Regions from separate parts of the Homo sapiens genome. Here region 1 is linked to region 2. A link is a loop called in an ENCODE intact Hi-C map of the cell type or tissue named here. Cell type or tissue: heart left ventricle. All regions are shown on one strand.

Evidence for each region. Peaks named below come from ENCODE experiments on the same cell type or tissue, not always from the same donor. Only the 100,000 strongest peaks of a DNase experiment are listed, where the experiment ranks them.
Region 1: it touches region 2 in a loop (5-fold over the local background); 5 of 110 quality-filtered maps call a loop at or near these places.

The regions. Positions count from the first base shown.
Region 1 is chr9:68,910,664-68,918,663 of GRCh38, reverse strand. It overlaps PIP5K1B (phosphatidylinositol-4-phosphate 5-kinase type 1 beta), which reads right to left. Exons shown (of 16, transcript NM_003558.4): 9 at 905-1,116. Among named protein-coding and RNA genes, the nearest start is that of PRKACG, 99 kb to the left of the region's middle. In heart left ventricle, no CTCF peak of the experiment used is centred here; no DNase peak of the experiment used is centred here.
Region 2 is chr9:68,975,328-68,983,327 of GRCh38, reverse strand. All of the region lies in intron 14 of PIP5K1B (phosphatidylinositol-4-phosphate 5-kinase type 1 beta), which reads right to left. LOC101927069 (a long non-coding RNA gene) reads left to right here and starts at 7,487. Exons shown (of 3, transcript NR_110647.1): 1 at 7,487-7,664. In heart left ventricle, no CTCF peak of the experiment used is centred here; DNase peaks (open chromatin) are centred at 3,181 and 3,558; H3K4me3 peaks cover 590 bases; H3K27ac peaks cover 5,972 bases.

The DNA of each region.
Region 1 (8,000 bases), 65 kb after region 2:
GATTGCTTTCTTTCAGTCTCCTTGCTCAGCTAGTACACATAACTGATGCAGTCTGCCATTTCAATAACTTACTTTGGTTGCAGTTGTTTCTGTTAGTCAATATGCATTTTACACATGCAAATTAATCCTGTAGTTACTACCACATCTGGCTGAGACGAGAGACCACATCTGTCAGGGTGCAGGACTAGAACAACAGAATCCCCTTAGGCAGACAAAAAGCTCTGAATTGCGAACATCATTCTTATTGTGTATTTGCTTAAAACATCTTTACTCAGGCTGGGTGCAGTGGCTCATACCTATAATCCCAGCACTTTGGGAAGCCAAGGCAGGTGGATCACATGAGGCCAGGAGTTTGAGACCAGCCTGGGCAACATGGTGAAACTCCATCTCTACTAAAAATACAAAAATTAGCCAGGTGTAGTGGTGCATGTTTGTAATTCCAGCTACTTTGGAGGCTGAGGCAGGAGAATCGCTTGAACCTGGGAGGTGGAGGTTGCAGTGAACTGAGATGGCACCACTGCCCTCTAGCCTGGGTGACAGAGTGAGACTCTGTCTCAAAAAAAAAAAATAAATAAATAAACAATAAAACATGTTTATTCAAATTCAAAGTCTATTCCTTCCTCTTGTGGTGAATGTTTTGAATATGTAGTTAATGGGGACAAAAACATTTTCAGCCATTGTTAAAAAAAGAAACCAAGTGGGTGAAGGAGTAATAACTGGAGAAACTGCCACTCATCTAGTTATCTTTAGATGAATAGAAATGGAGACCAGTTTAACCCATTTTAGCACCAAGTAGAAATTAATTCCTAGAGTCCCACCCTAAGGTGAATGTGACTGTCTATAATTACCCAGTGACGTGGGCTGCCACAGTCAAGAGGGTGGGTAGGTGTGTGGCTGCACTTACGTGTCTGGGTTCTCTGTGATTATCCCATCTCCAGATTTCCCTGGACCCTGGATAGATTCCATGGCTGTTGAGTAGAGAACCTTCTGCATCCCAGTCCGCTTAGCATCAGGCACATTTTGTGGGGTCTCCTCCTCTTTCTCTTTGAGGGAATGGTCCAGGAAATGAATTCCCAACAGAAGGCTATAATCCATGATCTTGAAGCTTTCTAGCACCTGAATGAGAAAAAGAACCAGGAAGCCAGTCAACCCAAAGGCCTGTTCGTCTCATCTACTCATTATCAGAGAGCTCTAGATATACAGACACACAGCTCCTGTTATTCCTCCCAGCGGGGTGGCTGAGAGATGAAGAATCAAAATAAAAACACTTGAGGTTATTATTAGGCCACATGCAGGAAGGATTATCACAATGGCTCCAAGATGGGAATTTTATGCAAATCTGAAACAAGCACATGTTTTCTCAACCCTCCATGAAAGTTTCACTAATAGCACGGATTGAGTACTTTCCATGTGCCAGTGCTAGGAAGCTCATTTGCATTCAATCTCAACAACTCTATAAGCTAGGTACTACTATTGTCTATTTTACAGATGAAAAACTGGAGGCACAGAGAGATAAGGTAATCTGCTCAATATCACACAGCACATAAGTGACAGAGACCCAAGCAGTCAACTCCGGTGTCCACACTCTTAAGCAGTAGAGCAGAGAAACCAACAACCAATAGTCTCTACAAGCTTGTAAGTTTGTACGCTTGTATCTTCCTCAGCATGAAGACACAGCTAGAATGTATCTTTTCTAGCTGAATGTATCTTTTCTATGTCTGAATTCTGTTCTCATAAACTTCTTGGAAGTTAGTGGTCTTCTTCTCAAAACCTCTTTTTTTTTTTTATTTTTGAGACAGAGTCTCGCCCTGTCGCCCAGGCTGGAGTGCACTAGCGCAATCTCAGCTCACTGCAACCTCTGCCTCCCGGGTTCAAACGATTCTACTGCCTCAGCCTCCCAAGTAGCTGGTATTACAGGTGCCCGCCACCACACCCAGCTAATTTTTGTATTTTTAGTAGAGACAGGGTTTCACCATGTTGGCCAGGCTGGTCTCGAACCCATGACCCCATGATCTGCCTGCCTCGGCCTCCCAAAGTGCTGGGATTACAGGTGTGAGCCACCGCACCCAGCCCTCAAAGTCTGTCTTTCGAAGGTGCCGTTCAGTTCCCTGTAGCAAGTCCTTTAAAAATATAATCTCAACAAAGCATAGTACTTCATGTTTAATTATCCACTCAGCAGACAGTGGGGAGGCAAGGGAATTAAAAATAGTTGGATGCAGCCAGACAAAAGAGATGGCAATGCTCTGAAAAGAAAATGACAGGAGACAAAGGTCTGGGTCCGAGTCTGTTGAGATGGCTTCAGGGTATAGGTGGGGCTTTGACACTCAGGACCTTTTCAGACGGAAGAGCAGTGTTCAGGAAGAATGCCTGCAAACTGGGTGTTTTCCTCTATGATAAAGTTCTTTTTCTACTAGTCTGTATATGATTCTCCCCTACAACAGACTTCTTAATACCTGGTATTTCTCACACAAAGCTGCTCAGAAAAGCAAGACAACCCTGGTTGTCAGAACGGCTGTCTCTGAACCAACATGAGAAGCTGTTCCTATACTTTAGCTAGGAAACACCCTGAAGGATCATAGCCTATAGATAATTGTTTAGGGATAAAATAATCCAGAATTTCTTGTGCTTCTTGTTCTTGTTCAGCCCAACTGCCTTTTGATATTTATGATATAGTAAAGAGGGGATCAGGCCTGAAGATTCAGTTACCTGTGGCTGCCACTTCATGGATGCCACCTGAGAAAAGGCTTTGTGAAGTATGGCATATGGCCTTCAAGAAATAGGTTATTCTGTATTACAGGCATCTTTGCCATCAATGAGAACTGAGAGTGGGCTGCAAATGGGTATCAATTATTCCAGAGGGTTCACACTTCATCTTTCAAAAAGTCAAGTTCAGAAGGGAGTCAGGCAGGAGCTCAGAGTAGAATCTTATCACTTAAGAGGTTTGGGCTGTGGGATTTCCTAACCCAAGTGATCTAAGAATGGCTTGATAACAATGTGGAACCAGCCTTCCTAATGGAAGGAGGAGTGATGTCAAGTTGGAGGAGGAAGGGAGGGGTGATAGGAAATCCTTCTTACCACTGATCCAATGCTTGAGTACCAGACCCTTTGGCTGGTTCTCCATGGAGGTGTTATCAGTGCCTCACTGCACCATACAGTAGCACAGACCATGGGAGAAAGAAAGACTGTTTTATGTCAGAAGCACCAAGGGCCAGACTCTTAAAAGAAAACACTAACAGATATTAGATGCTTTCTTCAGACAGAAACAAGTGGTAGAAGGGCCTTAACCTTTCTAATTCTCAACCATACTGAAATGATGGCTTGGCAACAGTACCCCCCGAGACAGCTTCAACAACTCTTCACAATGAATGACCATTTGCAGATGCTAACTTCCCTACTCATATTTATCAGTGCTAGCGCTTCCTTTCTCGGAGAGACTTGGATAAGGACATGGGGGATGAGGGATGAAGAGCATGGACTCTGTGACCTTAGGCAGGTCACATCATCTCCTTGTGTCTCAGTTTCCTCATCTGTAAAATGCTGACACTATTACATATCATATAGGGTGCTTGTAAAAATTAAATGTGACAATGCAAGTCAAGTGCTTAGAAAAGTCTCTAGCATAAAGTGCTTAATTAATTGCTAGCTCTTATCACTATGATTATAATTCACGGTGACTCATCCCTCACACTAGCTCAAGAGACAACAGGTGTTCGCTTGAAGTAAACATTCCTAGAATTACACTTCTGAAAACAAATGTCACTAAATTAGCCAACAAAAATAGAACTGTATTGCTGGCCTGCTTACCAGTGTCATTCTGGCAAATCCTAATTCCTTTAGAAGCTCTGGGTTTGTGGATACCAAGGGGTATGGCCTGGATGGCTGACAACACAGGAATTTTCTCTTGTCTTTTTCTTTTTATTTATTTATTTATTTGTTTATTTTTTTTATTGAGATGGAGTCTTGCTCTGTTGCCCAGGCTGGAGTGCAGTGGTGCAATCTCGGCTCACTGCAAGCTCCACCTCCCGGGTTCACACCATTCTCCTGCCTCAGCCTCCCGAGTAGCTGGGACTACAGGCGCCTGCCACCACGCCTTGCTAATTTTTTGTATTTTTAGTAGAGACGGGGTTTCACCATGTTAGCCAGGAAGGTCTCAATCTCCCGACCTCGTGATCTGCCCGCCTCAGCCTCCCAAAGTGCTGGGATTACAGGCGTGAGCCACTGTGCCTGGCCAGGAATTTTCAATTGGCAAAAACACAGTCTTCTGCCCTGCACAGCCCAAAGCATCCTCCAAAGCAGTAAGCTGGCTTCAAAAGCAGGTCCTAAGAAGACTCTGACAATACTGTGGATGTTCCCAAAAGGCACCCAGAATCATTTACTCAAGTTAGGAGTGGTCAAGCTTAAAAACATTCCGGACACCATGATTTTCCTCCACAGAGTATCCATGAATGAATTCTGCTTGTTAAAAACCTTTGTTTTTTTTAAAAAAATGCTTTTTTTATATTGTCATGCAATATTCAACCTCTGCAAAGCATTTTCCTCAGCAAAGCATCCATGAATTAATTGTTAAGAAGATTTTTTTAAAAATGAAATACTTTTTCTTATATTTTTCCTGCAATATTCAACCTGAACCATGTGTTTTGTACTTGCAGTCTTTTTTCCCGGCCCATGAACAGGCCTAAGAGAACTGTGCAATTTTACAGGTGAGACAAAGTCAGGCTGTGTGGTCCAAACTGAACTATTGGATAAAGTAAGACACTATCCTGATCCTGTAAGGGGTCCGATTTTTTTTTTTAAAGAATAAATTCCAAGAGAGAATTAACTTTTGAAAAAGTGATAAAAAATATTAAAAAGAGCTTCATCTCCTCTGTACTCTTCTTTTGGATTGCCAGCATCTGGGAAGGGTGCTGAGTTGTCCTCGTGAGGCCAAGACCCCTACTTTCAGTGTGGAAGGCTTAAAAAAAGAAATTCTATCCCCATATGTGGAAAGCTGGCCATTGCAGTTAGAGTTTGGGTTGGGAAAAATCACCATCGATTAAGAAATCTGAAGGAACAAAAAGAGAAATGTATATGCATATATTTTAAAACAAATTAAAAGGCTTCTGTAATGAGAAACTCTGGGAACAGATTTTAGTCACGTACTTTTAAGATTTGCATCAATTAGGAACAAAATAGTTCCGTTACTCATATCATCCCAGTCCTTTAATTAAAAGAATTGATAAATCTGCCAACAACTTAACATGTGTGAGCTTTAAGAGTTAGCAACATTCTGCAACATGACAGACACCAGTTAGTCCAGTTCATCACTCAGGTGCACATTTCCAGAATGTCTGCCTGACCTTACTGTTGCTAGTATATTCTGTACCTGTGCATTTACTATTCAAAACTCAGGTTACAATGCAAATACAGGTGCCTTTCCGTCTAGCTCTGGCAGGACTTTACTTCCCTACTTGTAAAAAAAGGAAACAGGAATGATTCACAGAACTATTTAAAACTGAAAGCAAGTTGGAATACTGCAAGGCTTTCTATTGCCAAAGTCAGATTCTTTCTTCCTTCTCTCTCAAGGACTAATTTAAGTCAATAACAACATTGGAATGTAGTAAAAAAGTCAATGTCAAAGTCAATGTCAAAGCAGCTGCTAGAGTACCCTGAAGACACAATCAAAAACTACCTGTTCTTGAAATGAGAGCATATTCCTCAGGTTTTCATGACTGGTGATGCATGAGTGTTCCTGTAACTTCTGTAGATTTGGGGACCTAATGTGGAAATATCCTAACTCAGAATCATAGGCATTGCCATCCTCTCTTCATGACTAAAGGCTACAAAGAGCAGCTGGTCCTCCTTTTGCTTTTACATCTTTAACACCACATCACACTGCAAACTATCTTCTGTCTTACTGCTAGCAGGAGCTGGTGTGGCTGCAGGGTGGTTCAGTCTCCTTGCTCTGGAACCAGATGGCCTGGTTTGACTCATGGCTCCCCCACTTGCTTGTTTTTGGGCAAAGTATTTAACATTTCTGGTATCTATTCTCACCTGTATTATCTCTATAATAGGGATTCCTACCAAATAATTCCTACCAAAGTTACTGTGAAGATTAACTGAGTTAATCCGTGCCAAGTCTTAGGCACACAAAAAGCACTCAATTAATGTCAGCTATTCATGTTATTCCTCCACCTGCAGAATCGATCCCTATGACCAGCCCACCTTGAATCTCCCCTCTCCCTTAGCTATTGTGCCCTGGCTTCTCTTGGTTCTTTGTCTATTTGACTTTTCCACTTTTTCTTCCTGTGCCCTAAAGATGTTCACCCAAAGCTCTCTGTTTTTTCTACTTTCTAGTACTTACATTCATTGACTCTTTTGTTGGAAAAAAAAATGTTTGAGTGCCACGCACTGTGGAAGTTGATGGATCTTCAGGGATAAAACAACAGATAATTATTCCATACTCAACATTAAACAAGCCCGAATTACACATTGTAATAAGGCCTGGAGGGAAAAATCAGAGAGCTGTGGGAAGATCCCACAGGAAGTACCTACTTTCGACTGGGGGGTATTTCAGCAGTCCAGGTAAGAGAGGGTAATACTTGAATGAGTAGGGGCAGCTGGGGAGCTCGAGGGAGAAGTGGATAGATTTGAGATCTTCTTAAAGGTAGATTCCAATTACCATCTTTCTACAGAAAATTCCTAAATTGTTGCATTTAATCTGACTTCATTCCTAAGCTGCAGCCCAATATATTTCCTTCAGAACATCTCTAAACTTCTTTTTTAAATTAAAAAAATATTTTTTTGAAACAGAGTCTCACTCCATCACCCAGGCTGGAGGCAGTGGTGCAAACATGACTCACTGCAGCCTTGACCTTTTGGGCTCAAGTGATCCTCTCATCTCAGCCTCCCGAGTGGCTGGAACTACAGGCACATGCCACCACACCTGACTAATTTTTTGTGGAGATGGGGTTTTGCCTTGCTGCCCAGGCTGGTCTTGAACTCCTGGGCTCAAGCGATCCAACCACCTCGGCCTCCTAAAGTGCTGGGATTACAGGCATGAGCCACCATGACCATCTAAATGTCTACACATGGCCATGCTATAACCCTAAATTCTTACCTCACTCCAAAGCAGTTCTTTTTCCTCACTTCCCTCTTTTATTTGAAATCATTCTAATGCGATTTCATACTTCATGGCTACTTTTCCTTCACTGAGTCACCCAATCCTGCAGCTTCTATTATCAAAACGTTCCTTCTCTCTAATGATAATGAATTAATTTCAGTTTCCCATTCTTTTTTTTTTTTTTTTTATTTGAGATGGAGTTTTGCTCTTGTTGCCCAGGCTGGAGTGCAATGGCATGTTCTCGGCTCACTGCAACCTCCGCTTCCCGGGTTCAAGCAATGTTCCTGCCTCAGCCTCCCAAGTAGCTGGGATTACAGGCGTGTGCCGCCATGACCAGTTAATTTTGTATTTTTAATAGAGACAAGGTTTCTCCATGTTGGTCAGGCTGGTCTCGAACTCCTGACCTCAAGTGATCCACCTACCTCAGCCTCCCAAAGTGCTGGGATTACAGGCGTGAGCCACCATGCCTGGCCCAGTTTCCCATTCTTTCCTCACAAACCCATTCCTGACATCTGTGCTTGACCAGGTCACATCACATCCCTACTCAAAGCCTTCAGTCTCTCACCACTGCTTGGTGCCAGTGCTTCAATTTGACATAGAAAGTCCTCACTAATATGGCCCTAGCCAATGTCTTTTTGTTACTTAATGCCTGGCTAGAGACATTTGCCAGGCTAGTCTAACTGGAGCTCTTTACCCCTGAATGTGCTCTGAAGATGTAAACTCTGATGCTTCTGCTCATGTCGTTTCTTCTAGATGGTCCTTACCATCTTTTCAAATCCTACTGTTTTTTCAAAGCCTGTCCCCACTCCATGCAAATTTACTAATGATTTCAACAAACTATTGGGATATGTCTCCCCTCTGAAGACCCAAGCACATTATTAGTGTCCCTCTGTCATATAAA
Region 2 (8,000 bases):
TGTCCCTGGGTGGGGACAGACACCTCTGATCAACAGTTCTCTCTAAAGATCACATTCTAACTGCCACTCTTTTCTTGGCCTCAATAACCTCTTTTAAAGGCTGGAGGTGGGTAGTCAGCTGAGGGCTGTAGAGCTGATTTTCTGCCATTCAAAAACCAGTTTTGACCTTTGCAAGTGCTATAGTCTCACATTTACTTTTGTTTTGGGCCTCAGCCAAAACAGATACTAAAAATATTTCAGTTTAACACTGTCACATTATTTTTAGCAAAGAGAGATTAGTAAAGGTTATATGCACTACTGAAGAGAAAGGTGTAACTTTCCTAATCAAGAAATGTTTCACATAGGACATAAAGTCTTACCTAGGCTCAAGAACCTATAAACTGTATGCAGGAGTATGTATGTGCATGTCCATTGTGGCTTAAAAAATAATGAAATGTAATTATCAAAAGAGTAAGGAGATAACGCAAGAATAAGTCATCTAATTCAAATAAATGCATCCATAGTCTACAGCAAAGTCTTCTCTTGAAGATGCCCCAAGCAGTAAAGGTAATATAATTTTTTTTTTTTTGAGATGGAGTCTCGCTGTCACCCAGGCTTGAGTGCAGTGGTGCAATCTTGGCTCACTGCAACCTCCACCTCCCGGGCTTAAGCGATTCTCCTGCTTCAGCCTCTCAAGTAGCTGGGACTACAGGTGCGCACCACCATGCCCAACTACTTTTTTTTTTGTATTTTTAGTAGAGATGGGGTTTCACCATGTTGGCCAGGCTGGTCTTGAACTCCTGGCCTTGGGCGATCCACCCACCTCAGCCTCCCAGAGTGCTGGGATTACAGGCGTGAGCCACCGTGCCTGGCCAGTAATATACATTTAAAAAAAGGATTTTCATTTAAATGTCTATGCCATTGATCAATTTAATATTCATTGCTCCTCAGTTCTGACTTTGGGAAGTATTCTTGCTTTTGTCCTGATATTTTTACTGCATTGTTGATTTCCTGGGCACAAGCCTATTTAGAATCAATTTCTAATTTATCTGGCTGAGAGTTTCCTAGGTTCTGTTTTAGGGGTCACTTAGAAGCAAGGATACCTCTCTTAGGAGGAATATCCTGAAAATCTAGTGGTCAGGTCAGAGTGCCCACCATTTCTCAGACTTGTGGCTTGGGAAGATCCAGTTACAGCAGCAAATTTACGTGACTGGGTTTAGGAGTCTGGCTGCCTGCCTAGGTTCTGCACCATCAAGTTTTGCCACAATTCTCTCGATTCAGGCTGTCTGAGGGCTAATTGCATGTAATTTGCAACAAGCCACACAGGAAACTGTTAATCTACTCAGCTATGTTCTTCCCTTGTAAAAACACAGAAACTGCCAGTACTCTTCCCGGGCTCTGTGCTCTGCTCTCCGAACAAGTCATAAACTTCTCACAGGTGAGAGCAGTACAGGAGGAGCGATTTTTCTTCCTGGCTGTCTCTCTAGGAGAAAACGTTAATGGCACCCTGATGCCACACAGGCCTCTGTCATTTACAGAAAAAAAAAAAAAGATTCTTTTGGTTATCAGCAACATTAGTTTGGCTTCATTGGAGAGCATTAGCCTGGCTGGACTGCTGAAAACAGTCATTGATAATTTTATAGCCTGGAACACTCTGATTTCTGTTTGCAGACCTAATGAGTGTTTTATAGCTAATTCTCATGAGAGCATTTGTTGAGGGAACATATGGTACTATCCACAGTTTTTGTCTTTTAAAAGTCATTCTCTCACTGCCTCAATTTGTTTTAATCGAAGTAATAAACATCATAATAAAGCACACAACACAGATGACTTCTGATGAAAAGCAACAACCTCCTGCCCTCCCCACCCCCACCCTCCGCCATTCCCTAGGGGCAGCAGCCCTTTTTGGGATTTCTCTTTTAATATTTTCTGGCGATTCCCTTCATGTCTTTTGATGAATCAGGGGTTAAAAGATTCTTAACCTAAGGTAGCATCCATTGATTCACTATGAGGGACATTTACCCTCTTCTACCCTGTGTCTTCTTCCAACATTTGCTATTTATATTTTATTTTGTAACTGTAAATAACATACCTAGTGAGCTTTTTTATTCCATCAACCACACACCGTATCCTTTAACTCCCCACATTATTTCATCTTTGTCCCTGCTTTCCCCTCTCACTTTATATTAGACACACTTAAAAAACACCGAACAACTTTTATCTCTACTTTGTCAGGGCTGTTCATATTTATATCCTATCTTGCAGCTATAACAAAATTGCTCCCTCTTTGTCCACAGATTGGCTCTAAAATTAGAAAATTGACACATAGAGTTTATAGTATTGTGACTATATAAATATTGTATACTGCCTGGCCAACAGTGAGTTAGGGTTATATTTCCCTCTCTGGGTTCAGAGTCATAATTGCTGGGTCATGCAAAGAAAAATGTTTCCCAAATCAAAGTTAAATGGAGTCTTTTTTTTGCCCCCTAAGTTTGCTTAAATTCATGCCACATTTTAGGCTGCTTCATGTTAGGAGGTTTTTGCCCTTCAGAAACTGTCATGTGGGGAAGAAACCTCAGAGAATATCCAGGCGAAGGGCAGAGGCCTTGATACAAGCTCTGCGTCTCTGATTACTGGTTACAATGCTGGGCAAGTTATGACACTGAGCTCCTGGTTCCTCATCTGTGGGTGGGAAAGATGCCCAGCCCATCTCACAAGGCCAGCAAGAGGATCAGTTTGGATAGTACAAGAGAAAGAAAGGCCAAGAGAGGGTAAAGCTCTTTGGGATAAGCAAACAGGAGTATCAACAGGACTCTTACCTCTGAGACTCTGCCTGTTTTCATGGGGCTTTGATGAGGTCTGCTTGCATAGACAGATTTATCGTAAGACCTTGGAAAGAATTCCTTTTCTGCTCTTAGTTTAGCTACCAGAACATTAACTGATAACAAATGTAGACAGGAAAGCTCTACCTGCAGAGAACACCCACAAATACAGCCTGGTCTCACTTAATGGCTGCAAAGACTTGTTTAGTACCAGAGCCACACTCTGCTTAAGGGCAAGCCCATTCCAGCGTGACCCAGGCGCTTCTGAAGTGATGGTCAAACCAACACCTTGTGCCCCACTGGGAAAAAGCTCACCTTTGGTTGGGGCAGGGAGTGGGTGAGGATACTACAGGGTGTGGAAATTCTCAAGCACTAGCACTAGCGCTCCTGCTGCAGCCTGGACAGTATCAGCGTGTGGCACATCTCATGCTCCTGCCAGGACAGAGCGGCTCCTTCATGCTCAGCCCTTGGCTGAGTGTGTGGACACATCTACAAAACCCCCCAACACGGACCCAGGGAAGTAGAAAAGCTTTGACCACAGTCACTGCACCCAGAATGCTTAGCCGCCTGCCACCATACAGGAGGCTTTCAGAGATCTGCTTGTTTCTGCCTTTCTCACTTTCAGCCCTGAGCATGGCTGCTGCTCTTCCCCACTCTCCCACTTTTGCTATTTTTAGACAAGGAGACTGCCTGTTTCTAATGAAGGCAGCAGAGCAGCAGGCTCTCTCCTGGTATCAACCGATGGCTCCCCTCCCCGCAGTGAGCACCAGAAGCAGGAAGCCTGCTGCAGGCACAGCTCAGACAGCAGCACTTAGAACCCATAGGCAGGAAGAGACTCAAACAGTGTGTTTCCAGGTTTATTCATTGTGAGGACAGAAGCCACAATGGCTCAGAGAACTGGCAGTGACTGAGCTCCTGCCATGAGCAGCCTCAGAGGTGAGAAGAGGGCCTCCTCTCCCTTTGAGGGGAGTGACTCTGTGTGTGATAGGATATAAATATAAAAAGGGTTCCTCCTTTTTAAAGAGGAACCCTCATCCAAGTTCAGGGACCTTTTTCACCGTATATCGCTATGAGATTTGTTTTTCTTTCCAATATCATACCCCAACATGTACACACACAAGCACAGGTGTAAAGCTAGCAGGCATCGTTGACTGTGATGTTTATACTGTGATGACTGTATTACACATGTTATTTCATTTACTCATTAAAAAGAACCCTGTTAGGTGAGGTCTCTGGCTATTTATTTTGTACATTTGAGTATTAAGACTATCTTGTCTCACCTCTGGTGGCATTTGGATTTGAACGTAGGTCTGACTGGAGTAACCTGTCCTACACATATTGCCTTGAGCCATCCAATCACTGCAGAAAATTAGCCCTTTCCTGTGTTTCTAAGTTATCCCCAGCAACCATGGTTCAATTATAAAAGAGAAAAAGAGATACAGAGATCCATTTCCCAATGACAAATCTATTTCTATATACAAGTCTTGATTATTTGATTTCATCAAAGGAACAAGGAATAGTTGTTAAAGCACAACAACAGAAACCTTCGACACCCCTACTCATATCATATACAGAAATTAATTTGAGATGGATCACCGACAAAATGTGAAAGTTAAACGTAGAAAGCTTCCAGGAAAAAACGAAGGAGAAAAGCCCTTCGGGTCACGTCTAAGAAGGGGCAGAAGGGAACTTGCTGGTGGGATGGGGGAATGTTCTTTATCTTGATCTGGGTGATGGTAACTTGGGTACATATTTTTCAAAATTTATGGAACTACAAAGATTTCTGCATTTTTACTATATATAAATTTTACTTTAATAATGAACTGTCAGCATAATAAACAGTATCTGCTTTTCTCCCTACAAAACTACCAATCATCCATTCAAATGTATACTGAGTGCCTACTTCATTCCAAGTGCTGGGCTTAAACCAAAAAGTAAGCAGACATGGTCAGAACACCAACTTAGGGAGCTTCCCAAAAAGTTGGGGCAACAACCTAAGTGTGCCTTATCTGATGAATGGTTAAAGCAAATGTGGTATACATATACAAAGGAAGAGTATTCATCCTTAAAAAAGAAGGAAATTCTGCCATTTGCAATAACATGGATGAACCTGGAGGACATTATGCTAAATGAAATACGCCAGACGCAAAAAGCCAAACACTGCATGAACTCATTTGTAAAATCTAAGAAAGCTGAACTCATAAAAGCAGAGACTAGAATGATAGTTACTGGTGGAAAGAAGAGGAAGTGAGGAGGTGTTGGCCAAAATGTATGCCAGATGAGGAAGTTCTGGAGATCTGAGGCACAGTGTGGTGACCATAGTTAATAATCACGTATTGTGTACTTGAGATTTGCTAGAAGAGTTGATCTTAAGGGTTCTCACCACACAAAAGATATAACCACGTGAGGTGATAGATATGTTAATTGGCTTGATGTGGTAATCATTTTACAATGTATCACCTTAAATATATATAATTTTTATTTGTTAAGTATACCTCAATAAAGCTGGGGAAAAACCCTAAAAACCCCCAAAAGTTGAGGAGATATATATTAATAATAAATGTTAAAAAGAAGCCAATAGGCCAGGCGCGGTGGCTCACGCCTGTAATCCCAGCACTTTGGGAGGCCAAGGTGGGTGGATCACAAGGTCAGGAGTTCGAGACCAGCCTGGGGTGAAACCACATCTCTACTAAAAATACAAAAAATTAGCTGGGTGTGGTGGTACACACCTGTAATCCCAGCTACTCGGGAGGCTGAGGCAGGAGAATCGCTTCAACCTGGGAGGCAGAGGTTCCAGTGAGCCGAGACCATGCCACTGTACCCCAGCCTGGACAACAGAGCGAGACTCCGTCTCGAAAAAAAAAAAAAAAAGAAGCCAATAATTATATGATTATGAAATATATAAATGCAAAAAAATACGCCACCAAAATAACATCCAAGACAACAACAACAGCAAACCAAAATAAAAACCTTCACCATCAAAGTAATTTCTCTTTCTTTTTTTGAGACAAAGTCTTGCTCTATCACCCAGGCTGGAGTGCAGTAGCCCAATCTCAGCTCACTGCAACCTCTGCCTCCCGGGTTCAAGCGATGTTTGTGCCTCAGCCTCCCAGGTAGCTGGGATTACAGGCAAGCACCACCACACCTGGCTAATTTTTTATATTTTTAGTAGAGATGGGATTTCCCCAGGTTGGCCAGGCTAGTCTCCAACTCCCAACCTCAGGTGATCTGCTCGCCTTGGCCTCCCAAAGTGCTGGGATTACAGCCGTGAGCCACCATGCTAGGCCCATCAAAGTAATTTCTATTAAGCTTCACAATACTGGATGGCTTCTGCTCTCTAGGACAATGTGTTTTACTGTTCATATGTGGCAGAGTCTAACATTATAATTAGTTCCCTTCCTAGAGCTCATATCCATGGAATTAAGAGAGAATATATTTAGGTAGATCCCAGAGGTGAGGCTTAGGTAGATTTAAAAAATGGCAGTATGGGCCATCCATGAAACATTCCCAGGTAGACAGCACACATTGAAAACAGGGTTGACTGTGTTCTCTAGCTAGAGAAAAGCACCATGAAGGCAACAGGAATTGGGACCTTTTGAATCATAGGGCAGGGGTCCCCAACCCCCAGGCCATAGACTGTTACTGGTCTGTGGCCCGCTAGGAACCAGGCCGCACAGCAGGAGGTGAGTGGTGGGTGAGTGAGCATTACTGCCTAAGCTCTGCCTTAGGCAGTAATCAGTGGTGGCATTAGATTCTCAAAGGAGCATGAACTCCATTGTGAACTGCTCATGAGAGGGATCTAGGTTTTGTGTTTCTCATGAGAATCTAATGCCTGATGATCTGAGGCAGAACAGTTTCATTCTGAAACCATCCCTACTCTGCCGTCCAATCCATGGAAAAATTGTCTTCCACAAAACTGGTCCCTGGTGCCAAAAGGGTTGGGGACCACTGTCATAGGGCACCGATGGCCCCTGTGGCTCAGAGGAGCAGTACAATATGTGAAAGAAGGAGCTACAGCAAGAGGCAGGGTAGTGGGGTTGTGGTAGCAACATGGCACTAAGTAGCTGTGAGTACTGTATTTGGGTAAGACATTGAATTTTCCTGTACTCCACAGTTCCCTTCTCTGTAAAAATCAGGAGTTTGGATTTGATCAGGTCTTGCTAGCTTCCAAAAGTTTTGATTCTTAGCCTTAGTTGGTCTTCTCTAACTAAAGTTTGAGATCAGAGTGGCATACTGGAAATAAAATATGCTGAATTGGAAATGCCTTTTGCTGTGTAAGCTAATGGAACCAATAAAGGTTTAAGACACAGTGAACAGGAAACAATTCCTGGCCTAAGCACTATTATTTCTCTGTACTACACCTCAATGGCATAATTCCCATGGATAGTGGTTTGCTGCCAGATACTCTGCAATCTCTATACTTGCTGCTGTCAGATTCAAACAAACAAAAATTACTCAGAAAAACAAAGCTTTATTCAGAGCCATGTTGTTATGGGTTGAATTGCATCTCCCTAAAATTCATATGTTTAAGTCCTAGCCCCCAGTACCTCAGAATGTGACCCTATTTGGGAATGAGTTTGTTGCAGACATAATTAGTTAAGATGAGGTCATAGTGGAATAGGGTGTGTCCTACTTCGGTATGACTGGTGTTCTTATAAAAAGGGGAAGTTTGGACATAGAGACACAAATACACAAGGAAAGCTCCATGGAAGATAAAGGCAGAGATTTACAAGCCAAGGAATGTCAAAGACGGCCAGCACACCACCAGAAGCTAGCAGAGAGGTATGGAACAGATTCTTCTTCACAACCTCAGAGGGAAAACCCTGCTGATACCTGGATTTCAAACTCCTGGCCTCCAGAACGGTGAGACAAATTTCTGTTGTTTAAGCCATCCAGTTCATGGTACTTTGTAAGGGCAGCTTAGCAAACTAATACTGGTGGTATAAATGCCTGAAGGACAAGCTGGCCTCGGCAAATAGGCTGACTCACTGACTTTCCCTCCATAACACCACCTTGGGAAAAAAGAACTTCTCACTGACATGCATTCATAAATAAACACCTTAACTTTTAGGAAGTTTATATTTTAGGCAACTGAAAAAAAGTACAATTCATATTTCTTGCTAAACACTACATTTTCTGTCTTTAAAAAGTAAGACGTGGCTGGGTGCAGTGGCTCATGCCTGTAATCCCAGCACTTTG